Regions from separate parts of the Mus musculus genome. Here regions 1, 2, 3, 4, 5 and 6 are each linked to region 7. The links are chromatin loops, found by intact Hi-C in ENCODE. Cell type or tissue: heart. All regions are shown on one strand.

Region 1 (4,000 bases), 170 kb after region 7:
AAAGTGGGCTTCTTTGTGCTATAATCATTATTTATAGGAACAAAGATATACTACAGCACTGACTTTATATTTTTAAAAAATTTAAGCTTCCAGTTATGTTAAAATGGAAATAGTACATATTAGAGTGATTCCCGGTATGGCACTTTTTATTATTTTATTTTTGTTTGGATGTTTCCTGTTAAGAAAATTAGTTATTTTAAATGGTCAGTTTAAAAGAAAGCAGATGCAATCAATCGAAAAAAAATGTTTCTTTTTTATGAATAAGGCAAAAGCTGTGACTATTACAGGTTAGGGCTTTGCTTTCTAGCTAAAATGTGCTTTTTGACAGTAGAAGTGGGATTGAAGTCCTTGATTTCCATTAACATGTATTTTTAATCTGTCTTTTTGTGGGAGGCACAGTACTGGATGAATAGCCCTTTCTCAGTACTTGCCTGTTTTTAATGAATCCAAGTATTCTCAATGCAACTTTTATATTGAATACACTCTAGCTTCCTGCTATTTACTGAGGCTGGCCTGAGGTGGTCTGATGTGTTGAGGATATGCAACATTTACTGATACTGCACTAGAGAAATGGCAATGGAGGACTTGTAAATGGTAACTTAAAGTTTTTGTAAGATATTGTATATTTTCCATTTTCCTGAAGGTAGTTTTTTTGGGGAGCCTGCTATAATATTAAGGCCAGACTCTTGCCACAAATAGTGTAGTTTTAGATACAGACTAAAGTCTGTTCTAGTATTAGTAAGGGATATTTCTGGTTGCAACGTCATGGCTTTTGCTTGCTGTAGCGACCTTTCTGAGCATCAGAGATGGATCTATGGCAGACAGTGCAGACAGTGCTGTGATGGACAGAGGCTGCCTCTGACGTTACTTGTTGCAGCGACAAGTCTAGCTCTGCTCCTGTAGTCAGCCTGGAGGCTTGGTCTAGATGCTCCTGCAGTCTGAGAGAGGCAAAGCCCTGGAAACCAGAAAGTACCTTTTACTGTTGATACAAATTGTATCTTTTTAACAATAAGAACTATTTTGATTTGTAGATCTAGTTAAAAACACAAATGTGTAACTATAATTAGACTTTTGGGCAACATTTTATCCCTTATTTAAATAAAAAAAATTTTTAAAGGAAAATTGAAGTCTAGAATAGGATAGAAAATAAAAGTAACAATTAAGGTAAATAAAGGTGTCTGTCTTAGTTTTATATATTAAAATATATTAAATAAATTTATTGGCATTTTCTTTTTCCTAAAACTTACCTAGTGTGAACTTAACTTAAAATAAAGGTAAAATGCTGCCTGAAAATAATGTCCAAGCATCTTCGACTAGGATAACATTTTCACTACTTGTGTGACACTGTGTGTTGCATGGAGTAGGATTTGGGTACACAGTAAATGCTTCTAAACGGCATTGTGCATATTAGCATATCCAATAATCTGAACCATGTTCAGCAAACTTAATTCAGGAAAGTGATGTTCTACAGTTACTGCTGTTGTGTTTGAGTGAGCGTGGCACACATCTGTTCCCGGAGTGCTGCAGGTGGTGCCACCCCAGCCCTCCCGAGTGCTGTGTCTGAGAGTGACACAGCCGACCTGTGAAACTGTCCTTGATTCTCTCAGTCATAATCTAAAGGACAAGTTGAAATGTGGAGGCTAAGTGAATGCCAAGAACAGGGTTGCAAATGTGGGGTTCCTCATACCCAGGCTGCCCAGCCACATTGTGAGGCCAGGCTAGGAAGTCAGTTAATGAACATGTCACTTTTGCTTCATATTAGCACTGTGATTGTTTGGAAATGGGCACACTTGACTAAAATGGTTTAAGCGAGACCTTAGGTAAAAAGGATATGACTTAAAATTTGGCCTTCTTACATTTTTAGCTGAAGTTGCCCTCTTTTTCATCTCTGCCAGTGTGTGTCATGGAGTGGGTAGCTCTGACCCACCCACTCCTACATTTCTCAGTGCCATTGGCTGTGTGCTAAGAAAAGGTTTTCTTATGACAAGAGGACAGTCTGTCTGTCCCCTTTGATAAAGCACCAATGCTGCTTTCAGACGTTAAGAATAAGGTGATTGGCAAATTTTAGCTACATCAGTTTCTCAAAAAACAAAACAAAACAAAAACCTCAGGTAATAAGTAAAAGGAGTCCATTATCAAATTTGTAGCTGATCATAAACCTTAATTTTAGCTAGAATATTTCTTCCCAATCTCTAATTTCTATTTAAGAGACTAGCTAAAATAAATAAATAACCTGAAATGGTGTGCTAATGAATAGTAAAAGTCAGAATTGGTCAGCTGATTAAAAAGGACTCAGACTGGAATATTCTGCCCCTGAATAATAGACAGTCAACTGTACTTTATGCAGTAATAGCAGTTTGTTGTCCCTGTGTCTTAGTCCAGAGGGAATAGTACCTAACTGGCCAAAATGGCCCTCAGAATTTCCTCTTTTCTTGCATGTAATATAGACATTTCTTGTTATCCTAATGGGAGTTTGTCACTGACCTAAACAGTGAAAGTAATGGTCGCCAGTAAAATATTTGACACTGGTGACAACTTGAATTTTTGATTTCATGAAAATACATTTATGAAAATATGTAATTACCTAAAGAGGGTGTTTTATATATACACGTTTGTTATGAAGTATTAAAAAATAGGGGGTTGTCTTTCAATGGATAACATTTTCCTGATTGAACGGTGTCTTTGAGTTGTGAATGACCAAGTCTAGGGTCTATTTGACCAATGATAAGATTCAGAACCTCTTACATGGAAAGAAACACTTGGTTTTATTCTTGGTATTTTTAAAGATTATTTTGATAATTTTAATAGAATGTGTAATTTTTAAATACACAAAAGTAGTATTGATTATACAAATGATTATTTAACATGTCTTTTATGGATGTATCTATATGTATATAGACAGTAATATATTTATAAAACAATATACTTTATGTTGTATTTTTTAGTTTGTAATGAATGTAAGTATGACTGTGTGTATGTGAGCAAGCACTCACATGTGTGTACATGTGCACACACGTGTTGATGTGTCTGTCTGCCTGTGTTTGAATGCTGAAACCTCTTTCCCTGACTTGCTGGGATTTACTCTAAAATGTATTTGGGTTTTGCTCCTTTTAATACCCTTATTCCTTATTCAAGATAAAATAAGAGGTACAGTTTTCTTGTCTGTCTGTTGCCAGATGGCTCTTCCATTGTATTAATCTCTAATTCTTAGAGAAGGCCTGACATCAAGCAGATTATGACTGGAGATAATGACTATGTTCCAAATATATTAAAAGTGAACCCCGCTGTGATGTGAAAATTTCAGGATCCACACCAATGAACAGAATAAGCCTAGAAGATCGAGTCATCCACACACCAGAGTTCGAGGAGGCCTGGGACCTGTGACAAGGAAGACACGTGTGTTCTAGATGCTCTCTCTATAGGATCTGGTAGTCAATAATTCAGGCTTCTCTGAGAATCAGATAGTCTCTTTACTGTACACCTTTGCCTTTACAGTGTGACAGCCACAGGTAGCATAGAGATGAAAATGTGACCTTTTAAATAAAATTTTATTTACAGAAACAAGCAACAGGCCAGTTTTTACCTGTGGGCCATTCCCCAGCCCTGTCCTTGAGGGAAAAAAAGCCAGACATCTTAAGCTGTAAATTCTTGTGCATGTTAATATAATCAACAATAGCTGTATCTCAGCAGCCATCTAGAGGCAGTATGACGAGTCACTGGTGTCCTTCAGAAGATGGCTGTGCAACAGTCACAGGGAAGCATTTGTTACGTTCAGCACATCCATCATTTGAGATGTCACTTATCTAGCCACCAAGAAATCTATAAAAGAAAGGTATCAGGACTGGGAATTTTGCTTAAGTTCTTATTTTTAAGTAGGACTCCTTTATCTTTTGTTTCTCAGTGGCCTCGTGGGCCAAAAACCAGCCTTTTTTTTTTTTTAACTCAGCCACATGTTTTTCAAGATTGCATTTGTCAGTTACGTTTTTCTGTTAGGTTTTTG
Region 2 (4,000 bases), 180 kb after region 7:
TGGCTTGCTCCACATGGCTTTCTCAGCCTACTTAATAGAACCCAGAGCTTAGAGCCCTAGAGTGACAGCACTCACAATGGGGTAGGTCCTCCCACATCAATCACTAATTAAGAAAATGCCCTAAAGACTTAACTACAGCCAGATCTTATGAGGGGGGATTTTCTCAGTTGAGGCTTCTCCCTCTCAGGTGATTATCTTGTGTCAAGTTGACAAAACTAACCAGCACAGGACCTCACCAGATAGTCTCCATGTTCAGTCTCAATGGAAACTCATGACCCTCAGCGCACCCAAGAAGGAGGATATCTGAGGCTATAGGTAGACTATTGAAGGCAACATATGGAGCCTTTGTGTAATACAAATGGGAAGGGTGGTAAGGAAGACATCTCCACTGGGGTGGACCAGACTGCAGGAAGACGAGAAAATGGAGGATTCCTACAGAGGCTTGGCTAGGAAGCCATGCTGGGCTGGGACATTAGAAGGCTTCACTGGCTTGGCATCTAGCAGCCTTGGTGGTTGGTAAAGGCTGGAGAAACACTTGATACGGTTGTCACAAAAGCCAAAGGGGCGAAAGGCATTTGAAGGAATTCTTGTGTTGGTGGAGTGAAGTCAGGCAATGAAGAGTATATGCAGATTAACTCGTTGTATGAACTCAAGTAGGTGAACTCTATGGGGATGAGACCCATTTCAGGGACAGCTCAGGGTCTGGGAAGTGCCTCTGTCAGTGTCCCCTCTCCAGCTGATCCGTCAGATGCATTCCCATGGTGAGGAAGTGTCATGCTGTCCCCTGATCTGTGGATGTTTGACTTATAATTCAGTGAAAAGCTGGATCATACAACTCACTCCTACCCTCGCTAAAAAGCCTGGCTATGCGCTTGTTTATCTGTGCACTGGGCTCTCTCTGTCTATGGCTTTATTGAGAGAAAATGGGATTCTGTCCTTAAATCACCATTTACGGGTAGACGTGCAGCCGGCATCCATTCATCTTGTGTTCTGCCCAGTCTGAAGTGAGTGTAATGCAGAACCACTTGTTTGTCCCCAAGGCCAAAGCCAAGGCCAGAAGAGGATATTGATTTGTAAGAATTACTCATGCTGGCCAAGGAATGTTCACTGGCCCCTGTTTAGCAAATGCCACCCTGCTGACTCAGCCTGGAGAACATTTGGTTCTTGCAATGTCTGAGGAGAACAATAAATACAACTCGTCCCTCCAAACAAGTGCTTCTAGGTCTCGAGTGTGGTTCCTAGGGAAGGAGCCTTGGTCTCACCCAGGAATGTGATAGCAATGGAGATGCTTGAGGCAGGGCTGTGGTCTGTCTGCTCTACCACAAAGTCCGAGAAAGGATTCCAGCAAGTTTCTTAGCAAACCTTCCAGGTGAGTCAGATGTACATTAAATGAGAGACACAGGACAAGAGCAACGAAGCAGGAGATTGCATAGGTGGGGGTGAGAATTACAGTGCACCTGGCAGAAGCTCCTTGCTGGAGAATGCAGATCTAGCTGGGGTAGCTCAACCTCCTGTCTACCACTGAATTCCAAAAAGGCAGACCCCCCCCCTCCAAGTGGGGGAAACTAGACTTTCTGCAGACAGCCAGCTCCCCCAAAAGAAAACATGAGAAACAGTGTTGTCCACAAACTCTGCAGTCAACGCCTGCATCTTCCCGGGAAGGAATGCAGAATGCATCTTGAGCCAGGGCCAGAGTGCTCATCTTATGTACGGGTTCTCTGGGGAGGAGGGAAACCTCCCTAGCCATGTGTTCCTTCAGGGAGCATGTGAGGATGTTGGCACCTGGAAGATGTTGTCTTCTCTCTCTCCCATGGCAACACTGTGGGCTTTGGGGTTCTGAGCCATCAACTTCCAGTCCATCTGTCCAGTGATATGAGAAGAGTCATAAAAGCAGCGTGGGCAGAGGGCCTGCTGTGTTATGCCTCTGTGTAGGGTGCTGGGCTTGGTGAGCACTGAACACAACACTCTTAATCCTCCTGCCTCGGTGGCCTATCTGTGCTGTCCAGTCACCTTCTGTTTAATAGTAAAAGCCGGTGACTTCTTTCCCTTTTCCAAGACATATTACAAACAGAAATTAGGTGTAGAAATGGAGGTATATGGTTCATTCCTTCATTTCAAACACCCTAGTCTACAGCAGAAGAGTAAGGTCCCTGGCTGGAGCAACTGCTTCAAGGTTCAAGCCCCGATCCCCACTAATTTACAGCAGATCACACACTGCAGCTCCAGGCTTCTCACCTGCTGAGGAAATCGTTAAGCCTCCTCAGCCTCTGCTTCCAGGCAGTCTCCCAAAGCACTACCCATCCCCTACCGCAGCATATCGTTTCCAGTGGCTTCTGCCTGTGTCAGTCACTAGCCCCAGCCAGGAAGGATCTGTCCAGAAAAGCAGCATTGGTTGTGGCTGGCAGGCTCTCTCTTGAGCAGAAGACTGGAGTCTCTGGAGGGTCTGCTAAGAAATGGAATTAAGAGTGGCGTTGATACAGCATGGCCGTGGTCAGTAGCTCACAGCCTAATGAGTCCGACGGGCTTCTGGTCCTTATTTATTTATTTATTTATTTATATACACAAAAAGTGGCCTTCCCAGTACTCCCAAACCCTCCCTCACCACAGTATGTTCCAATCTAGTTGTTTGCCAATTTCTGTGTGTGGCCAAGGAGAGGCCTACTGAGAAATTCGATAAGCTATCACCACTACAGCAAAGCACATGATTATCTTTTAAGTTATAAAAAATGCTGATATCAAAGGTCTTTAAGTGCAAGAGAGGACAGTGTGAATAAACACTCCTCGATAGTAGATAAACAGTGCTGTTGATAAAGGGCTGTCTGATCATGTGCCCTCTGTATAGCTCTCATACCCTGAAAACCTCTCTGATCAATGAAAAAAACATCTATTGTGACAGAGCTTGTATGTATTTTTATGAAAACTCTTTAAAGTTTACCTCTGTGCCTGGCAAGTACCTGACACATTCTTTGCAGGCACAACACTTTCCTAAGGTGACAGTTTGCAATGTGACTCAGCTACCTGAACAGTCACCCTAATGTCAGACTGCTGAGTCACATTGCAAACTGTCACCCAATGCTTCAGTCCTCGTACATTCAAACCTCCCTCAGCCAGGCCGGGTGCCACTGCATGAATTACTAATGCCGCCTCACATCCCAGCTCTGCCCTGAGCCCTCCTCACCCTTCTCCAAACCCTGACCTGCGTCATCTTAATAACACTTAGTGCAACTGGAGAAGACAAGAAACTGAGACAAAGCAAGGAGGTCCTAGTGGTCGAGAGGACCTGTTAGCGAGGGTTATAGCCACTGCCTGCCACGGGGTGCAGAGAGAACTGCAAACCCAGGCTCCAGATGACATTAGAATATATTTATTGCTATATGTATATACAATTATACAAACAGCCCAGATGGGAGCCGTATGTCACATCGATTTCTGCAGATTCCACAGGAATACACATGGAAGGGGGTTCACGCCACCAAGTTTGTTCTCTAAGTCGCATACATTTTTTTAAAAAAAGAAAGTTGTAAAGTCTTGAAAATTCTTCCCATATAGTCCATCTTATGAGCTAATTAATCATGCAGAAAAAGGTGTTGGGGGAGGGGCAGCCCAGGGGCTTTCCAGAGGCTTATGCCTGCCAGCATGTTCGAGAAAGTGGTATCTCAAAGCCAAGCTTAGCAGATGTTGACTCAGGACTACAGGGCTGCAGACATCCCAAGTCCCGGTCCATCTCCTGAGGTCTGACTCTAGGAAAGGCAGTGAAGAAGTACAGGAAGGCAGGAGCAGGAAGAGCGAAACCCATAACAAACAGGCGAGGGAAGAAGCATCAGCAAGCGCCCTGGTTGATGAAGATAGCAGAGTGTGTGTGTGTTCAAGACTCAGGGCTGTCTCAGTCCATCTTAGTCTAAAGCCCACCGTGGGTCAGCCACCTGGGACCTGCACAGAAAGAGGACAGGACAGTCAGGGAGAAAGAAGAAACTTCAACTTAAATAGTACCAGGACGGGT
Region 3 (4,000 bases), 160 kb after region 7:
GGCTTTAGGGTTGAGCTACACCCTGTGTTTTCCTGGCTTCCTTTTATCAGTGTCCTGGCTTCATGCTATCTTGGCCTATTGACTTTTTATTAAAAGTCTCTTCTTTTTAGTGGCCCTAGAAAAAGGTTTGTTCCCTGGTTGTGTGTGTAAATAGATGCGTGTTTCTTCTAGGGCGTTCTTTTAAGGGTGCTGATTATCAAACCCGGGCTTCATATATACTAAGCAAGTATTCTACCAACTGAGCTACATCCATTTCCCGGCGTCCCCTATGCAGACTTAACCAACCAAACAAGGTTGCAGCTTGGGTTCCTTTGCCTTCTTTATCGTGCTCCATGTTTTCCCTCTCCTCTGATGTTTGAATTTCCAGGAAGTGTCCAGAAAGTCCAGGAGAAGTAGAAAAGAGGAAGTGGCTGTTTCGACCCGTTCCTAAGTCCATCCTCATTCATTTGAGGCAGCTCCCAGTGGACACTAGTAAAGCTCCAGGAAGGATAGAACAGCACTGCAGGGTCTCCCAGGCCACCTCCTACAGAAGAGTTTCCAGGGCTGCTGCCAGCACAGGGGCGGATAGAGCTGTTGGGGTGATAGCTTCCCGGGACCATGACACAGCCTTATGAAGAGGGTTATTCTTCACCTCTGCCTTTCCTGTCCCGCTGGTCAGGCAAAGTCGCTGCATGCAGCGTCTTCATGCATAGAGCTAGAAGCTTAAAATATGCCACAAAGCACTTTGGTACGTTTTTACAAGTTTTTCCAGAGTACTGGAAACTTAACTTTTAAGGTGAATAATGTCAGCTGGGACATAAGGTGTGTGAACTCTTAATGTACCTGATATTCCTGATAGTCTTGGATCATCATGAAGATATTTGAGAGCCTTATATGATGGCACGCCTTTAATCCCAGTACTCAGGAGGCAAAGACAAGCTCCTCTCTGTGAGTTCCAGGTCATCCTGGTCTACATTGTAAGTTCCAGTACAGCCAGGGCTACATAGTAGAGATGCTCTGTCTCAAAAAGAAAAAGGACATTTGAGTCACTGGAGCTCCAGGGTAGTAGACTTATTTGGTGTTTTGATTCCTTCTGGGTCCTCTTGTTCAGGTTACCAGAGAAACCACCTGCCAACCAGCATCTTCATCTCTAGAACGGTCTCATGATTTACAGCGTCAAACTCCACAGTCCTTCCTCCTCGTGTCTTCTTTCCTAGATGTGTTCTGAATGTTCACCTTAGGGCAATTTGAGAAAGTGAATTCATATAAGAGTAATCTGCATTGGAAATGTAAATGAAATAAATACCCAATTAAAAAAAAGAAAGAGTAATCTGATAAGGCTGCAGGTCTCTCCTTTTGAAGGGCTAGTTATCCACACACTCTAAAGCCAATGCAAATGTCTGTCTAGCCACCGTACCTTTTTAGGGCTTATAAGGAGGCAAACAGAGAGAAAAGGGGGTAGAATCAAGAGAGCCAACAGCCAAGCAGGTCAGGAACCTGAATGACCTCCTGTTTGCTTCACTCGGTCTCTAGATCATCCTTTCTATTCTCTGAGAAATTTCATAATTTACAGAGATACAATTATTTTTATTTTGGATGGAGTTTATCTAAGAATCTCTGTAAATACATTACTTTGTTTACTTCAAATGAGCTCTGGCCACTGCAAAGTAGAATTCTCTTAAGTATACAGCTCCAAACATAACAATAAACTGGGCCTTCTGTTTATAAGAATGACATCTGGGTTTTTCATACTAACCTCTAAGTGGTGAGTCCAATGGGATCTTAAGCTTACCCATTTTGCTCCATAGAAACTCAGTATTTGCAGTGGGGGATTGGAATTTTCCCTGGAAATTCAATCCCACTAAAACAAAATAGTTGGGGAGGAGGTGCTCTTAGTAACTATTCCTGGTCCTACTTAATCCAAGATGACTACAAATCTTCCAAAATATTCCCCGGATATAAGGGTTGCATCATAAGAAATGTCAACTATACTTATTACTGAAGTATTAAAATAAAAAGAAATTGATACATAAAGAAAATTTAAATTATAAATATAGTGTCAGATTTTTTTAATTGAATGGGAACACACTCTGAATGCACACATGGAGTTCATTAATGCTTACAAAGCTATAGTAAATTTCTTTGCATGAAGAATTAGAAATGTAGTGCTTTAGTAATCAGCAAGCAGTTGGTTTGTATCTGTGGCTACAGTACACTTTTAGATCCTGTTTTTTGTAATGTTTTCTCAGAATTACTCTTATTTCATTCTCCATCAGCAACCCCTCAGCTGATCTTTCTATTCTACATGAGTTGTCATATCTTGCTACATCTCTCAGTATAGAAACTTTTCGTTCTTTTCCCAACACTTTTCCTCACGATCCGAGTTCCATCTGCAATTTGGAGCCGCCTGGTGGCCATCTGTTACTAGGTGGTTCTGAGACTTGGATGCTAATGGAGGCTTCTATCTAAAGGCATTGAGGACTGTTTAGTGACCATTCATCTTTAACATTGCATTTTTCTTAATTCTTTGATAGTTTCATACATTATATTTTTGCCATATCAAGCACTACTCCAGGGATGGACTTGACCAGGGGCCACAAGAGACTGAAGAAAAACAGACACAATAAAAGCTAGATTTGGGTGGCCTGAGCTCTCTGATAGAGAAAGTATATTACCCCAGAGCACATGTTTGTTGTAGAGTTGAAGAGCGAGGCAGGGTTATTGTATACAATTGAATAAGAAGCTGGGGTTAGATAAACAAGGAGGCAGAGTTTATGGTATACAATGGATCAAGGAGACAGTCTCTGTAGGGGATCAGTCTTCGGGTTGTAAATATGGGAGCTATTGTAGACATTTTCTGTACACACTGTTAGCATCAGCACTCAGATACACCACCACCACCAAGCAAGGCTTTTCCTCCATTTCCCATGAGCCTGAGCTATGGCGTCCTTGACATCTGTGCCCATGCCAGCAGCATATATTCCCTCACTCAGGGCTTCCTCTGCTCCCTCTTCTGAGGCCTAGCCCCATCTTCTTTCCCCTTCCAGTTTCTTGTTCTCTTTTGTTTCTGAGAACCCAGTGAGTCCAGTTTGTGCTTCTGATACTGAGGAGTGTGGAACCATCCACTGGAGCACGGTTGACCTACCAGAGCCACACTTTCAAAGAAAACAGGCTCTTCCTCCCCACAAGAAGCCATCCGCTATCAGTAGGGGCTCAGGGTGGGAATCAGGCGCCCTTTACTCCTCCTTGTTGAATGATGACTGGCTTGCTCCTGTGCAGACAAATGCTGAGCTGCTGCTATGAGCCCAGGAATCCTGGCATGTTCAGAAGACAGTGTTTTGCTAGCCTTCTAGCTATTTAGATCTTTTTTCCCCATATTCCACAGTGGTCCCTAATTCTTACGATGGAGGGGGGTAAAGGTGTCCTGTTTGCATCTCAGCACTCCACTGATGACATTCATTTTTGACCCGATCAGATGGAGGTTGGATCAGAACATCCTGGACACTCAGGGACTTAACCTGCACACTCCCACTTGCCTTTTATTTTTTACACCCCTTGCAAAGGTAGGAGGAGCATTAGCTTATGTCTACTTGAAATAGAAGACTGGTCAGAGGAGAGAAGCCAATGACTAACTGCATTATATTCAGCTTTAGGTTACTATAGGGGTTTAGTGTACCAGGATGTAGAGTTAGTATGTTTTAAAGAAAGTACGATTTCAACTTCATAATATTGCCAAATTCTTCTCCCAAATAGTTACATCAATTTACATTCCCACCTGTAATGTATGGGTTCCTATTTTCACACATTCTTGGCAACATCTGGTGTTTGCAGATTTTATTTTTACCCATCTGATGGGTGTGAAGTGGTGTCTCATTTTGACTTTAATTTACATTTTTACTATTGAGCATTTCATGTATATTGGTCATTTGGGTTACCTCTTCTGGAAAGTGACTGTTCATCTAGCTTCCATGTGCTCGTGAAAAGATGTCCCCCTCTAATATTACAGGATCAGGAGTCAAAT
Region 4 (4,000 bases), 310 kb after region 7:
TGGCCGACCTGTTTTCTCTCATGGAGACTCTGACTCAGAACTCCAAAATCTCTCCACCCAGTTTGCTAGGTTCCCACTGGCAGTTTGCTACCATGCCAACCTTGTGCTTCAAACCCCCCACGGCCTTTGTGGTGTACCTCCAGCAAACCCACACTTTGCTGCCATAACTTTCTCTCCTGAACCTGGATGAACCTCCGCGTGAAGGAAAACACAACACAAACTTAGTTCAGAAAGGAATCCTACTCTTGTAAACCTTATTAAATTTAAATCCTCTGGTGGAGAATCCTGACAGATCTGCCATTGAAACTAGGAGACACTAGTAGCTACATCCTGTCCTCATGCTATCCCTGTCCTCACACTATCCCCGTCCAAAAGTACCTAGCTCTCTCCTGCTACCTCTCTTCCTCTGTCCAACCTGGAAGTCCCGCCTACTCACCCAGTGATTGGTTCCTTTATTCATTAGGGGATTGGTTCACAAGAAGTCATCTGAGTACGTGTGACTCACTCCTTGTCTGAAGCCCCTCCCAGGAGAGCAGAATTAGCATCAAAATACAAACAGCACCAGGCCCATCCACAACAATGAAACATCCAGACTACTAGTGCATTCACCATGGCATCTCTAAGCCCTGGGACTGTAAGCGACAAATCTCTATTACTTGTAAATTGCCCGGCCCAAGATATTGTGTTATAGTAGACTGGATAGACTAAGACATCAATCCTCAACTTATGGAGGTCCTTAGGCTGCTGAGCCAATATTATCAAGTTCCCAAGGTCTTTATCGTCTTCATTCAGCTTACTCTGGGCTGATGAAAAGAGGAGATGGGGGCTATGTTGGAACCTCAGTGTCTCCTCACCCAGCTGCATATGCACTAAAAGCATCATAATCATCCATCCTTCCCCCTCTCCTCCCCCTCTCCCTCTCCCTCTCCCTCCCCCTCCCCCTCCCCCTCCCCCTCTCCCTCTCCCTCTCCCTCTCCCTCTCCCTCTCCCTCTCCCTCTCCCTCTCCCTCTCCCTGGCCCTCTCCCTCTCCCTCTCCCTCTCCCTCTCCCCTCTCCTCTCCTCTCCTCTCCCTCTCCCTCTCCCTCTCCCTCTCCCCTCTCCTCTCCTCTCCTCTCCTTTTTACTATTTTCTGAGACCGGGACTTCCCATGTAGCCCAGGCAGCCTTTGAACCCAAGATTGTCCTGCCTCTTGGGTCCTTCCTTTTGTTGGCAAGTCTCTGTGTGATATTTTCTGATGATGAGATATGTGACACGTTTTAAAGCGGTCAAAAGGCATATCTGTGAAATATAATTCAACACATTTTGTTAACTTTTTAACTATCACAATGATCAAATTATGCAGAACTATACTCCTAGGTGTCATTGGCCAGCTGCAGCTAGTTGGGGGGATTACAAACATCCTCCTTAATACCTTTTTTCTCCTCTCCTCCATGTACTTGTTCTAAAGCTACAGCCTAAAACTTTATGTTTTAAAAATTCACACCTATTTTACTTGTTTGTGTGAGAGTATGGATGTGCATGCATGGAAGTCAGAGATCAACCCCAGGGAGTCTGTCTGTGTGTCCTGAGAACCGAACTCAGGACATCTAAGCTTAGTGGCAAGAGCTACTGAGCTATCCTGTCAGCAATAGGTTTAATTTTAATATAACTATTAATCTTTTACTTCTAATCAAGAGAGTGTCCCAAATGCACCTTTGACCCCCTCATTTCTAAGGTTCAAAGTTTTGTGAAAACAAAAGCACGCCCTTCAGCTCCAGACTAAACTGGTTTGTTATTCTTTGTACCTGGAGTTGCTGTGCCTGCTGTTTACTCTGTTAGTTCATTTCAGACTCTTTCCCCTCCCCTGACTCCAACCAACTGAGGAGGCCACTGGACCTGGCACATGCCCTTCAGGGCTGGTCTTGGAATCTCCAGTTTTGCAAGCTACCAGAGACTGTTTTCTGTTTCCTCGGGCTCCACCTAGCGGGCGGAAGTGGCCAGCACTGTCCTTACTTGGATCTGCTTGGGAGATTCCCTCCCAAGCTACAGAGGCTGGCAAAGAGGGTTAGGAGAGCAACAGATGTGATGTGATGTTAGGACCAGCTGTCTCACAGATGACACTTTCTTATGGTATGTCACATGGTAGAAGACCTTGTAGAGGTTTCAATCTGTGGCTCTCTACCCCTAGGGGGTGAATGACCCTTTCATAAGGATTGCTTAAGACCATTGGAAAGTGCACATATTTATATTATGATTCATAAATATAAAGAAGCAATGAAAACAATTTTACGGTAAGGAAGGTTGACTAGAGGATCTCTGTAGGGTCTTTTTCACTGGACACTAATCCAATTCACGGACATCTGCCCACTTGACCCAGTAGTAATCATCTTCCAAAGAGGACGACCCTCCTATCTGTGGGATCAGGTAGGATTTCAACATATTAATGGAGATGGAGGTGATACGATACAAATGTAGTATGTAGCACTTAGATGTAGTGTTTCTTCTTCCAAACTGTCTGCTCATTCATAGATAGAATTGCCAGACCTTATTATTGTGCCTCATGGATACATGACTTCATTACCTGGGCTAGGAGGAGCTCTCAGAAGATGCACCTTACACCCGTGTCACTGATACTCAACTGCTTGTTCTTCTTAGCATTATCATCAATATTACTTAGGGAAACAACTGTCACGGCACATGTAGCAGCCAGAGGACAACTTTGTAGAGTTGGGTCTTTCCTTCCACTTTCGTGTGGTTTCTAGAGATCAGCCCAGCTTTTAGGCTTTATTCGGAAAATGCTACAGTCTCTTAGGCCCTGATTGCTGTTTTTAATATGCAAACTTTGTCTCTCTGAAAAATCCTCTAGGTAGATACATCATTTATACAATTACACTCTTTTTCTCTACCTTATGTAAGGAAATCTGGTCTGGGATATATATGAATCTCAGACACTTGAATGAGTTTTTGTCTGTTTCAGTTGACTTAGACTCTCAAGTCCCAGGCAATACTTACTGAAAGGTACAATGACACAATGCTGACTTAGACATTGGGAGTACAGTATTAGAATCGCTAAATTCTGAGGGTAGGAAGCATTGCCATGGAAACAAAAGAAGCATGCGTGCGAAGGGCTGATGAGTGCTGTAATGATAAAGCAAGGAAGGGAGGCAGGGAGTGAGAGAGAGTAGATGCTGTTTATGATAAGCAAAGACTAACTGGTGAGGGGCCATTTGCAAAAATCCCTAAAGATAGCAAAGGAAAGCCTGCAGTACTGATCAATTGACTACATGTGGTGTAAAGGATAGAACTCCTAGGCAGAAGAAATGATTCAGTGGTTAAGAGCACTGATTGCTCTTCCAGAGGTCCTGAGTTCAATTCCCAGCAACCACATGGTGGCTCACAATCATCTATAATAGGATCCAATGCCCTCTTCTGGTGTGTATGGAGACAGCAACAGTATACTCACATATATACAATAAATAAAATCTCAATAGAACTCCTACCATGACCACTAATTTGGCCTAAGAACAACTAGAGCACTGGGGTGATGTTTAGCTCAGCGGAAGGGCGTGTGCATGTGGGAGACCCTGAGCTCAATTTCTAACAAAAACAATCTTTTAACAAGGAAAAAAAAAAAGCCCAATCAAGTACCAACCAAGACAGAAAAACTCCAAAACAAAAGTAAGCAAACAAAACTGAATTTGGATTCCCAACACACACATCAAAATCTGGATGCAGTGTAATTAATCCCAGCACTCAGGAGCCACATAATCCCAGGGGCTTGCTGACAAGCCAGTCAACGACAACCAGCAAGTCCCAGGTTCAATGGGAGACCTTGTTTCAAAAACTGAGGTTCAAAAGCACTTAGCAATTGATGAAGGTACCCAACATTGACCTTTGTTCTCCCACATGTACTTAGATGTACAAACAGACACACACATTGGAATCACTATACAATACAATACACACACACACACACACACACACACACACACACACACACATATCCCAGTCATTTTTGCC
Region 5 (4,000 bases), 190 kb after region 7:
TCTTACCCTGGGAAATCGGAAGTGTCCCGTGCGAGGGAGCACTCTTAATACCCCTTTCTCACGAATCCAGAGAGTCTTCCAAAATACAACAAGAGACCATCCTAGCTAAAATAGCACTTACAATAATCACTTGACCATAGTCACGGATAAAAATCTCACTTTCATAAACTCGAGCTGACAGCGGAGTGATTTATCGGAGGATGGTGTCCTTGACTGGTGAAGAGCCTGGCGGACGCGGACTATCAAGAAGGTCAAGATGACGCAGGACGGGACGCTATAGCACGGGCTGGCTCAGCTCCTTCAGCTTGACCGCAACTAAAGGCTCTGGTCAGCAGGTGAGCAGACATCGGTTCTAGGGGTCCCCCCCCTCCAGGATCTGTGCATGTCTCCTGGGAGCATGGGATCATGCCAGCAGCAGCTGCCAGCTTTGCTTACCTCATGAGGAGGGAGGTGCCATCCCGTTACATCTGCTTTATGCTGCTTTGGCAAGAACGCATCTGGAACAGTGCATACAGTTTGGGTCCCCACCTTTTGAAAGAGACATCAAGAGGTTAGGAAATTGGAGTGCAGAGGGGCACATGGGTAAGCGAGGTGGGGCGAGGGCAGCATGCTCAGAGGTTTCAAAGCTAGGGGGTTTGGGGGTGGGGCTTGGCGGGACTCAGCTGCTAACCTGATACCCTTTCTATCTCTTCTTAAAGTTCACCTTTGAAACTCTCCTAGTCGACCGTGGAAGTAAGAACAGCTGAGGCAGGTGCTAGAGGGTTCTCTAAGAACCGCAGCAACCATGCACAGGCTGATTGGTTTTACAACCATCATGGCTCTAAAGCCATACACATCAGAACTTTCAACAGTGGGCATCCTTGCCTTACTGTGTAGTTAAGGGTGACCTTGAACTTCTGTTCTTCAAGATCCACCTCATAGGTGCTGGATCTATGGATGTGTGCCACCACCTGGTTCCATGTGATGCTGGTGATGGAACCCAGGGCTTCCTGCAAGCTAGCCAAACACTCTTAACAAGTGAGCTACATCTCCAGCCCAGATTTTCTATATTATTTTACAATATGTCCCATGATCTAGGAACTGTTCATGGCCTTGAGGGAACAACCAGTCTAATGGATCTAAAAGATTTTTGTGGTGCCTACTTAGAAACACGAGTTGCTGTCTCTGAATGAGCAAGACTTCTCAGTGTACTATCACTGTTTCATAGTAGGCTGGCGTGTGAAGAGAAGCAACAAGATGTCCTCACAGCTGCACTGGCACTGGCTACGGAGCCCAGTGCTGGCCGAAGCGAATTCCTTATTCTCAGATACAGACCAAAAACAAGGCGAGGGTTAACCCAACCAAGAAACTACTGTGCTGGCCACACCTACTCCCCAGCCAGCTCCCCTGCTAGTGCTCTGTGGCATTTTCTGCACTGATGAGCTAAGCAATTAGAAAGAGAAGTCTCTGTCTCCTAAGTGGGTTGTGTACAAAAAGGCACCTGTTGGGGCTATCACCCTATAAACTACAGTGGATGGAGGTTCTGCAGCCAAGTCATTGAACCCATAATGAAAACGGAGCCCTTACAGTAAAATACAGAAGAAACTCCAAATTTGTCAAATCTGGTAATAAAAGGATAGAAATAATGAGAGTTACTAACAGCTTAATAATTGTCTTTATTACTTGAGCTTGTTAAACTGAGCAGGATTAATTAGAAAATGATTAGCAATAGAAACGTGAGGACATCTTAAAGGGACTTCAAGCACTTGGAGGATGTCAGCTGTTAGCTGAGCAGAGCTGGCACTCTCAGTGGTACCAAATGCCCCTTCAAATATGTGGTTGGTTGTACTTTTTCCTTTGGTTGGCAGTCCTACAGTCTCCATCATTAACCAGTGTTGAAGGAGGCTTAGATGGGTGAAGGAGCAAAAGGAGAAGGAAAGCAAAGGGATTAAGGAGTGATTTAATGTGCATGTTAACGTTTAGATAAAGGAGGGCGGGGAGTGAAGAGAAAGGGGTGAGACTTGGAGAAGACAGAGCTAATAAAGGAAGCCTGGAGCAAGAGGGCAGAAATCCCCAAGCTGACCAGCAGGTGGCGCTATTATATCGCACTCCCATTGAAGACCCGCTCCTCTGAAGGGGAGAAGAGGGAGGGACATACTGACCAGACTGGCAGGAGAGTCACAGTGCAGGTGGCTCGGGACTTGTGGAGCACTGGCCAGAGCTAGGACATATATTATAGCGAGTTATTTCAAACACATAAATTTGCATTCACATTAGATATATGTTCATCTAGTTTAGAAGATTAACCAAAAATTCTTGGGACAGTGATCTCAATAGACACACGAATTACAATGAGATGGGTTTGAAATCCTCTTTTGTAGACAAACCTCTTAGCAAAAACATGAATATGCCTATAAAAGGAATTTTCATTAATCTGGTAAAGGGTCAAGTCCCCAACCCTAGAACACAGCGTGTTATAATGCTAGAAACCTTGATCTCAAGGGAAATAGAAACCAACAGCAGTCAGCACTGAATTGGAAAAGCCATCCAATCAGCCATAGAATGGAAATGATGAGTGTTGGGAAGAAAGACTGAAAACTGTCATTATTGCAGAAAATTTAGGATGCCCCAAAGAATTTGCAAATTATTTTTAAAAACAACAGGAATGCAGGGACTGCTCTCAAGGCCAGCGGACACAAACTAGTTTCATTCCTCCACCGTAGCCAGAATACTTTCAGTTACAACCCTTAAAAGACTGTGAGATAAGACTATTAATAATAAACCTAACAAAAAAGACATATGTCACTGTAACAACTTAAGCAACTTTACCTAACCACATGAGGAAAGACGCCAATACATTGAGATGATGTCATTGTTTCTGGGAGCCTTTAAAACTGGACCAATGTAATTTCTTCCCAGACTAATCTATTCAAACATTTCTCCTCAAAACCTTTTTAACCATTCAAACAAAAATAATTCCAAGATCTACACAAGGAGCTGGATCCACTGGGGATTTCTCATCGGGATGAAGAGAAGAAACTTGAGAAGTAAGCTACGTATGTCAGGGATGCAGACCTGTTAAAGCAGGATGGTACTGACCAATGACGCCATATTGATTACTAGAGCATCATAGTGAGATCTGAAGAGGAAACAGCAATGACAACCAGAAGCCTCCTGTGGCAAGCAAAGGACCTGGCACCCCTGCCTGGGTCCATCTCCATCCACACTGCCAGCGACACACCACACACAGCAGCTGCCAGCCATGGCCTCCTCCCCCAAGCCCACCTGCAGCTTCCAGGGATTTTCTCCTGGAGCCCAGCATGCAGGGCTCCTGCATGAGAAGAGGCCCCTCCCTCCCTCCTTAAAGGCTGCCCAGGTCACTCCAGGACACCCTGCACCAGCCAGAGGGGAGGGGAGCTTTCAACCCTACTCTGACTTAGTCCTCTCCAGGACATTGGAAATCACCTCCCCTGAAAGAAACAGCAGAGGAAAACTGCCAGCAGACTGGCCCAGGTGTGCAGTGTAGAAGCAAAGATAAGAAAATACAGGACGATGTGCCTCCCAACCAAGTCTCTGATCCCATAATAATGACACCTAACAAAAATGACCCGGAAGAACTACCATACAAAGAATTCAAAAGAATGACTATTGCTGTGTTCAAGTTACTCAAGACATGAACATACATCAAGAGGGAAGGAGGGAGGAAGGAAGGGGGAGGTGGGGAGGGAAGGAGAAAGAGGGGAGGGGACCTGGAAGTTAATCCAGGATATGAAAATAGGAAACAAGAAGAGAATTACTGAAGAGAGACCAACTTAAATGGTGCTGGAAATAAAAACTTTAATAAGCCAAACAGAAAGCTCAGGGGTAAGTCTCACCAGCGGACTGGAGTCTGCTACAATCGGATCAGGGCAGGGAGATTCGGGAGAAGAATAGGATTACTCAGTAAAGGCCGATGTCTGGCAGTGACCGACCCTCAGAAGGCAGGTTGGTTAGGTCGATGCCAAAGGTCTTCAAAGGGCAG
Region 6 (4,000 bases), 120 kb after region 7:
TTTACAGCTGATATTCATCTTATCTCCAAAGTACATAACACAGTGCCCCTGATCTTCAGCTATGCTTAATCCACATTCATTGGGATTTGGCTGAGTCAACTGCAGAATAAGAAGGCTGTCCCGGCACTGCATTAAGAATGGAGAAACCTCCTGGTGTCACTAAAGTCATGTCAGAAGGCTGCTACTTACTGTTGTCTGCCAGCCAAATTCTTTCTAAGTCCCTGCCACTCTCTTAGTCCTGCTCCAGAGATCTGTAGGTTTGGCGGAGTGTACAGGGGCAGCTTTCCCAGAGTATTCTATTCTATCCTTCTTGCCAAAAAAAATCTGACCTGCTGCAGAGAGCAGATTGCTAGTCTTCCTGGGGTCTCCAAAGTGATACTAAAACTGTGGCCCACAGACGCCAACCTCCTGTCTGCAATCTTTATTGAACAGGCCCCCAAATTAGTCTGCCAAAAGTAGAGAATAGGCTAAGTAAGACACTCTGCTTTCTTAGGCTCAGAGTGTCCATGGGCATCATGTGAAGGATGCGTTCAGCTGGGACCTCCTCAATACTTAAAGTGCAAAACAGATGTAACGGGGATAGATGTGCTGCTCCACGGAGCTATGAAGGCGGGTTTCGGTTTTGTAAAACGAAAGAAACCTTAAACTATACAGTTTGAGCTTCAATAAGCATCATGAATACTAGAACATTGAGTAGCCAGGGATCCAGGCTTAAATGATCTACGTCCTATTGAAAACAATTCAGAAAAGCAAGAAACAATTCTAATAAAGGTGAAACGTGTAGCCAAAGGCGTCTTAGGCCAGCCCTGAGACAAACACATAGGGATCTTTCCTCTAACCTAAGTTGTATAAACTTTGAGAACTTCGCTAGTCTGACGATAAACTGGATCCTAATAGTTTGCTCACCTGGCTATGGTGACGATTTCATGAGATAAGTAAACTACTGATGATGGATGGCATAGTGTTCCTCCTGTTTCAGAATTAGATGCAGCCTGCAAGGGCAAGAAGTAAGGCTTTGATTTAACATTTCCATAAGCAGGTGAGTAAGAGGTGGGAGCGTTTCTGAGAAGTTGACCTAGATTGCTCTAGGTGTTGTTCACTTCTCTGAAACGGGAACGCTCAGCGCTCAGGGCTATTCACAGGTGTTCACCTCTGTGCACAGGGCTGCCTGCACCCAACCTAAAGTGATCTGTGTTCATCTCGGGTTTAACCTCAATTCCGACGTTGATTGCCATTTCCAGCAAAGCCGGTTTCCTAGCTGAAGGAAGCCCTTCCCAAAGGGTGAATCCCCTACAGCTTCATTTGTTTAAATTCCTTTAGTGGTCTTTATTACGCAGGGTGTGGTGTTTTGTTTGCCCCCACCCCCCATTTCAAGGTATTAATGATAAGTCAACAAACAAGTAACATGCCCCTAGAAAGCAACACTTGGATTTCTTTGGCTGCCCCGGGCATGATCTGGGCTGGTGCAAGGTGGAGATGTTGTGGCCAGCACAAGAGGCGCCGTCAGGGTCAAGGGTGGGACCAGAGTTCTTGCTGGGGAGAGGACTAGGGACCCTACCTAGGGTTGGGCCGGGAGGGGAATGCACGGGCAGGGAGGAGGCTCGGGTAGAGCCCGACAGGTCCCAGCAGCTCCCCTCACCCCTCCCCAAGCCTCCCGGGTTTCCCCCCCTGGCTTAGGGTTTCCTGTTTCAGTTCTCGGCGTTCTCCAGCAGCAGGTGCTGGTTTGCCAAGCTCCGCTCCAGTGGCAGCGAAGGAAGTCAAGAGAGCGGAGGGGAGGAACGCGGTACGCAGTGGCTGCAGCGGCTTGGGGCGGGCGGGCGGGTAAGCGGGCGAGCAAGGCAGAGAGCGAGGAGCGCGGCGGCGGGCGGCGGAGCCCCGGGGCGCCTGAGAGCCGCGGCCCTGGCGTGCAGTCCGCCGGGCGTGCGGGCGAGGCGGCGGCATGGGGGAGCGTCCCGCTCGGCCCGAGCCCTAGCGGCGGCCGCGGCGGCCCGGCGCTAAGGCGAGAGGCGGCCGCCTGGCGGAGGGGGCCCGGGGCCGGCCCGGCTTCCAGAGCATGCCGTGATGGCTGCGGAGAAGACATTGCAGGTGGGTGGCACGGAGGCCCGCGGGGTGTGAGGAGGGTCGGGATGGCCGCGCTAGTCTTTCCTCGCCGCCCTCAGTGCGGTGTGCTCCCGAGCGAGAGGCGCGGGAGGCCCGCGGGGCAGGGGAGGCCGCGCCCGAGAGCGGAGCTCAGGATCCGCCGGAGCCGGAGCCAGAGCGGCCACGCTCAGGGAACTCCAGGCCCAGGCGGCTCCGACCCCCGAGGTCGAGTGGCGCAGCGCCCGCCGCCCCGAACACTGAGCGGGAAAGCCGAGCGCATCCTGCCCGCGGGCGGCGCCAGCCCCCGTGGGGAATTCGACGAGGGGAGGCCGGGCCCGGAGGCCTAGAACGCCGGTCCAGTAGCTCCAGCCCGCCCGAGGGCCAGGGCCAGCGAACATGGAGGCGGGCCCGGGCGCCGCCGAGGGAAACGGACCCACGGCTGTGATCCTGCCGCTCGGACCCTCGCGCGCTCGTGGGGTGAGGCATCACCCGGCATCTCTATCCAGCCCCAGCCATTCGCTTTCATTAGCCATCTCTCCGCCCGTCCTCTGGCGAGTCCTAGGGAAACCAACCTTTCACCCTTCGCCTGATCCCCGTCCTCACCCTCCTGCCCAAAGCCCGCGCCCATTTCAGCTGGGCTCATTTTTAACTCCCTGTGAGCTACAAGGTGTTACTTAACTTGGAGAAATGAATCCCGCTTTTCCTCCCTACACTGTTTTATCATCCTTTATTGTCCCTGAAAATCCTTACAAACAGCGGTTGCTTCCAAGCACTGATTACTCCGGGTCTCCTGCTGCTTTGGGTATCCGTTAACACTGGGGGTTTGTGTTCTCAGTTTTGTGATAAAGAGATGAAGCCGTAATCCACATTTAGGGAAAGTTCTCCTATTGGTTGCAGGACTGTCTTGGAGTATCTCCAGCTCCATCAGACGCTTATTGATTCAGATTTTTTTTTTTAACCGCCTTAGAATAGATGAAGAGATAATTGGGCCTAAGCGTTGTATATTTAGAAATCTGAGAAAGTTGTACAGTTCTTCACTCATTGCCTTATTGAGATTTTCGTCTCTACTTCAAATATAAACAGAAACCAGGAGACAGACGTACCTCACTTTTTTTTTTTTTTTTTTGACTTTCCAAGACCCATTTAAAAAGACTACAGCTAGAAGCAGTGGGACACATGCCTGTGATCCCAGCCCTGGGCTAGTGCAACGGGATCCTAAGTGTGAGGCCAGCCAGGGCTGGAGAAGAGGATGTATCAAACAAAGTCATGGGTACAAGGGCATAACCTAAGTTTATGTAGTCTCTCACATGTATAAGCAATTGATTTTACTTACAGTTTCTTAAATCTTGGTAGTCTCTGACTTCTGAATAGATGGCCCAAGCCCAAGCCCAAGCCCATGCATTTTTCAGACATTTCCTTCTGTTCTTGCACATCAGCAATGTAAATCTATTCACTTGATGGCACCATAAAGATGTCAAAAATAACCTGTTTGATTGAATCTGAATTTATGACTTGAAATATTTGAATATTTTTCTTGAAGAGTTGCTTTTACTTTCATAGTAAGTTGCAATTCTTCTAGTATATGACCATTAAGAAGAGTAAACATGCCTTTATCCCAACATTTGGGAGGCAGAAGCAGGCAGATCTCTTGAATTCCAGGCCAGCTTGGTGTCTATTGCAAGTTCTAGGTTAGTCAGGGCTATAATGGTTGCACCCTTGTCTCCAAAACAAAAGAGGAAACATTATAAACAAATGAGCATTTTCTTTTCTCTTTGCTATGTGGGCTTGAATTGGGGACCTACTGCAGCCAGGGTTCTGAGCACTGACTTGGATCCCATAATCAGGTGATTAACAACAAAGAGATCAATATTTTTTTTAACTTCTATTTAACCATGAAAGTCTAATGGAACTATTTTGGTGC
Region 7 (4,000 bases):
TTCTTTGCATTATCTTTTCTTCCTTTCTCAGTATGACACAAGATCTATGAAGGAAAGAAGATATCCACCCTCACAGTTGTGTCTCTATCTGTCACGTGGTTAACACTCAGCACATATGTAAATGAATAGCCCAGCACAGGACACAGAGTAGTCACCCCATTTCTTGGGTTAGGCAATGACAGGGGTGACTTGTCGTAAGCACACAGCCAGAGCGCAACTTCAGTCCTTTCATTTCAATCTGAGATTTGAGTGGGACTGCCTTCCAGTTAGGCAACATTAACACTCTGGATAATCCCTGTGCCTCTACGTCTTCATCTGTAAAGTGAGGGTAGGAAAGAGGAGAAGATATCAAGATTGCTAAGAGGATCGGATGTGTTACGATGTAAAAGGGCTTAGCACAGGTCTTGCTTTAGAGTGAACATTAGATGCCCCCCCCCCCAAACACGTATGTCTTAAAGGTTCGATCCTCAGAGTGGAACTATGGGGAAATAGTAGACGTTTTAAGAGAGGTCTGGCTGGAGGCTTTAGGTAATTGAGGGTGTGTTCTCAAGGGGACTACGGCATGCTTGTCTCTCTGTCGCTCAGTTGTAATGTAGTTAGAGATCACCACAGAGCTGCTACCATGTGCAGCGCCTCATCCACACAGCACAGCTGAGGTTCATCTCTTCAGAGACTAACTCCAAGACTAGGGGCCCAAATCAGCTTCTCTAAGTTTAGTGTCTCAAATCAAGCTTCACTGTGCAGGTAACCCCTGGGCAACTCTACTGAACTCAGCACATCAGCTAAGGTCATCCCACAATCTGGGCTTGTTTGTTTTTTGGTTTTTGTTTTGTTGTTGTTGTTGTTGTTGTTGTTGTTGTTGTTTTGGTTAGACTTGGTTTGTTACAGTGGTTCCTTCTCTTTTCTTTTCATACCGTTTCTTTTCAAAACCATAGGTGTTTCATGCATTCTTTATAGTATAGAATTCTAAAAATATTTTTGGAAAAGACTGTTTTTAAGTCACCTTAAAGCAATTTGAATTGTAAACTGCGGTTTACCTCCGCCCCTACCTACAGGCTAGGGAAACTCCTTTTTATCTCACCTTCTCCACACACTGCTCCACAGTCTCTAAGGAACATCTTTACCTGACAGAGAGAATTGCAGAAAGTCAGAGCTGTAGTTCCCTGAAGAGATGGTAATCTGCATAACTTTTCCAGCAAAGGAGAAATAGCAAAAGAACAACCTAAAGATAAGGACAAATGTTTGGTGTGAGGGAGCCGTTGTGAAATGGGACGCTGAGGGCTGGTGGACAGAATGTTACTGGCTCTTCCTGACCCAGAACAATCCAGAAATGAGTAGCCTGACTCTGTTGAGCAAACTTCCCTAAACAACTTTCACTTCTCCTCAGAGCTGGAAATGTAACGGCTTCAACTCCACATTAGGAGATCCAGAGAGTCTGATGCAGTTCTAGTGGGAAATATCTCATCCCGCAGAAAAGACGCAGGTTGCTAGGAGATGGCACATCTTGATGGAAGCTCAGCTCGAGACTGTTCTTAATGAGTCTATGATGCATTGAGCTCAGAAGAACCAGGGAGCTTTACAGTACAGAAGATCAAGAGAATGGAAAAGGAGATGGGGACAGCCAAAGTAAAGAAACAGACGTTCCACCACAAGGTATCTGAATGGCTCTTTACCCAGGTCCCTTCGAAGAGCCGTGGAAGTGGACCTGTTCCTTCGGTTCTGAAGACACCTTATGAACACTTATGAATGTTGTTACCAAGTTTACCTGAAAACTTTACTGAAACCCTGTTTCTTTCTAACTTTCTTCATTCTAACTTTTCTTCATTCGGCAAGGCAAACTCTGACCACTAGATGGCACTGCTCCACAGATTTGTAATGAAATGGCTTCAGGCTCCCACACTTGTATTTATGACTACAAAAGTGTGGTTTTGCACCTTTTCTCTTAGAAGCATTGATCGATCGTCAGCCCAATAATCTTGCCTTCGTAGCCTGCTTTGTGTACTCTACTGGCTTTGAAGCTGTGAAGTTGGAAAGAGTTCTGTGCGCGGAAATGTGTCTCTCCGAGATACATTTACAACAGTCGCGCCTACCAGGCTGCAGAGATTACCTCTAGCAGTGGGGACCTGAATCCTCCCTCGTAGTTCCTGCAAACAGGTCAGAAGTACGGCCCTCTTCTTTCCTCCAAGGGGAAGGGGTGAGGGGATGCATTTCCAAAATATTCATTGGATGTTAGTTTACAGAAACACGGAAGCCCAGTACCTTAAATTTTGTACTGGCTAAGATTTGTATCTCAATAATGTGTCAAGCTGGACAAAACGTGTCATATTGGCACCCACAATAAATAAAGAAAAGAAAAAAATAAGAAAAATTTTTGGAAAATAAAATGAAAAATTTCTGTTTCTGTGAGCACTTAGGTATTTCAAGAAAACGTGATTTCTTTAGTTATCTAAAGCTCCCTGAACAAATAAAAGTACAAAACCAAATCAGAGGAAAGGGGAGAAAGCGAGCTATCTACAGGTCATGAGACAGGAGGGACAGGAGGAGTACTACACTCCGCTGCAAGTTTTAAGGTAACAAATCCTTGCGGGGCAGTGGTGGTGCACGCCTTTAAGCCCAGCACTTGGGAGGCAGAGGCAGGTGGATTTCTGAGTTCGAGGTCAGCCTGGTCTACAAAGTGAGTTCCAGGACAGCCAGGGATATACAGAGATATATTTATTTAAAATATATATATATATATTTGTGTGTATTGTAGATTCAAATCCAGCTGTAAGAAATGATGCTGAGGTCCCTTGTATTCTGCCTACCGGATTCTCTAATACTCGTACCCGGCAAAAAAAAATCCTTAATAAATATCAAATAAATATTTCCATGTTCAGTGTTGGTTATTCGGGTCACTTAAGAGGCAAGGAAGGCTTTCCCTGCTGTGAACTCCCTTTGTAAACTTTATAAACTTTGCAAACTTTGTAAAGCTTCAAGGCAGGAAATGGGGGAGAAGGCTGAGGAAATCCAGCAGCCAAGCCCCTCCCCCAGACCTCCCTGTCAATAACTGTCACAAAGATCCCACCCCCACCAGAACCCCTAAATAAGGGCTGTGCTTTGTCTAATTCCCTGCGCTATCTGTTCCCTCCCAGGAGCATAACCAGCCACTCCTGGATTTGTCCCTCCTCTCCCTGAACTCTCCAATCAATCTCTTTTTATGAGATTGGCTGCCTGGTGTGACTATCTTATCAGAAGAAGCCAAGAAGCAATGAAAGGAAGAAGGGAAGGAGCAGGGCTGAGGCTCCTGAGCTCCTGAGCTCAGTTAGGGATGCCCTCCCCTGGGAGCCTGCACCGTCTCTGCTGAGGCAGCTTCCTCCCAGAGCTGGCTGGTTCCTGGGCTCCCATGTCTCAGGATGCCTTTCCACTGGGACACTGTTCCACCTCGGAGCTGTAAGGTTCCTGGGCTTCAGAGTCCCAAGACACCCTCACATCCGATCAGAAAGGCCAACATTTAGAATTCTTATTCATTCAGGAAATTAAACGTCTTCTCTACGCCAAAAATTGGTATGATCTCAGGTGCTAAACGGGGGGTTGTTGCTGCCTTTTAAAAACGTTTTCTACTTAAGCTTTTTATTTGTGTGTATTGTAGATTCAAATCCAGCTGTAAGAAATGATGCTGGGGTCCCTTGTATTCTGCCTACCGGATTCTCTAATACTCGTACCCGGCAAAACCAGGGTACGCCAGCGCAACCAGGGTATTGGAACGGTACAGGTGTGTCTGTGCCAAGAGCTGCTGTTGACGGATTCTGTTACCATCTTTCTCTTGAAAACGTCACAATCCCAACCCCCCAAACATACACACACACACACACACACACACACACACACACACACACACACACCTCATTCCTAAAGCATAGTTTTGCTGAACAAAGAGTTCTGGGTTAAGAGTTCTCCCTTCTAGGACATGAAAATTGTACCACCTCTGACTGCATCGTGTCGGGAAGGGTTGTCAGCTTGG

Evidence for each region. A loop is a pair of places that touch in the nucleus more often than their neighbours do. Peaks named below come from ENCODE experiments on the same cell type or tissue, not always from the same donor. Only the 100,000 strongest peaks of a DNase experiment are listed, where the experiment ranks them.
Region 1: a loop joins it to region 7, with 4 times the contacts of the local background. A loop is called at or near these places in 9 of 42 quality-filtered maps.
Region 2: it touches region 7 in a loop (4-fold over the local background); 10 of 42 quality-filtered maps call a loop at or near these places.
Region 3: a loop joins it to region 7, with 6 times the contacts of the local background. A loop is called at or near these places in 25 of 42 quality-filtered maps.
Region 4: it touches region 7 in a loop (8-fold over the local background); 31 of 42 quality-filtered maps call a loop at or near these places.
Region 5: it touches region 7 in a loop (12-fold over the local background); 10 of 42 quality-filtered maps call a loop at or near these places.
Region 6: a loop joins it to region 7, with 5 times the contacts of the local background. A loop is called at or near these places in 26 of 42 quality-filtered maps.

The regions. Positions count from the first base shown.
Region 1 is chr9:52,110,908-52,114,907 of GRCm38, reverse strand. Zc3h12c (zinc finger CCCH type containing 12C) reads left to right here. Exons shown (of 6, transcript NM_001368810.1): 6 at 1-4,000. Among named protein-coding and RNA genes, the nearest start is that of Mir6244, 2.7 kb to the left of the region's middle. In heart, no CTCF peak of the experiment used is centred here; no DNase peak of the experiment used is centred here.
Region 2 is chr9:52,102,767-52,106,766 of GRCm38, reverse strand. No RefSeq gene overlaps it. Among named protein-coding and RNA genes, the nearest start is that of Mir6244, 11 kb to the left of the region's middle. In heart, no CTCF peak of the experiment used is centred here; no DNase peak of the experiment used is centred here; H3K27ac peaks cover 473 bases.
Region 3 is chr9:52,128,933-52,132,932 of GRCm38, reverse strand. All of the region lies in intron 2 of Zc3h12c (zinc finger CCCH type containing 12C), which reads left to right. Among named protein-coding and RNA genes, the nearest start is that of Mir6244, 15 kb to the right of the region's middle. In heart, a CTCF peak has its summit at 2,391 (motif pointing left); no DNase peak of the experiment used is centred here.
Region 4 is chr9:51,975,551-51,979,550 of GRCm38, reverse strand. No RefSeq gene overlaps it. Among named protein-coding and RNA genes, the nearest start is that of Fdx1, 14 kb to the right of the region's middle. In heart, no CTCF peak of the experiment used is centred here; a DNase peak (open chromatin) is centred at 1,950.
Region 5 is chr9:52,096,899-52,100,898 of GRCm38, reverse strand. No RefSeq gene overlaps it. Among named protein-coding and RNA genes, the nearest start is that of Mir6244, 17 kb to the left of the region's middle. In heart, no CTCF peak of the experiment used is centred here; a DNase peak (open chromatin) is centred at 2,068.
Region 6 is chr9:52,166,587-52,170,586 of GRCm38, reverse strand. It overlaps a transcript of Zc3h12c not described here. Among named protein-coding and RNA genes, the nearest start is that of Zc3h12c, 19 kb to the right of the region's middle. In heart, CTCF peaks have their summits at 127 and 1,702; DNase peaks (open chromatin) are centred at 1,706 and 2,436; H3K4me3 peaks cover 2,317 bases; H3K27ac peaks cover 1,750 bases.
Region 7 is chr9:52,285,408-52,289,407 of GRCm38, reverse strand. No RefSeq gene overlaps it. Among named protein-coding and RNA genes, the nearest start is that of Gm25562, 3.8 kb to the left of the region's middle. In heart, a CTCF peak has its summit at 1,846 (motif pointing right); no DNase peak of the experiment used is centred here; H3K4me3 peaks cover 486 bases; H3K27ac peaks cover 647 bases.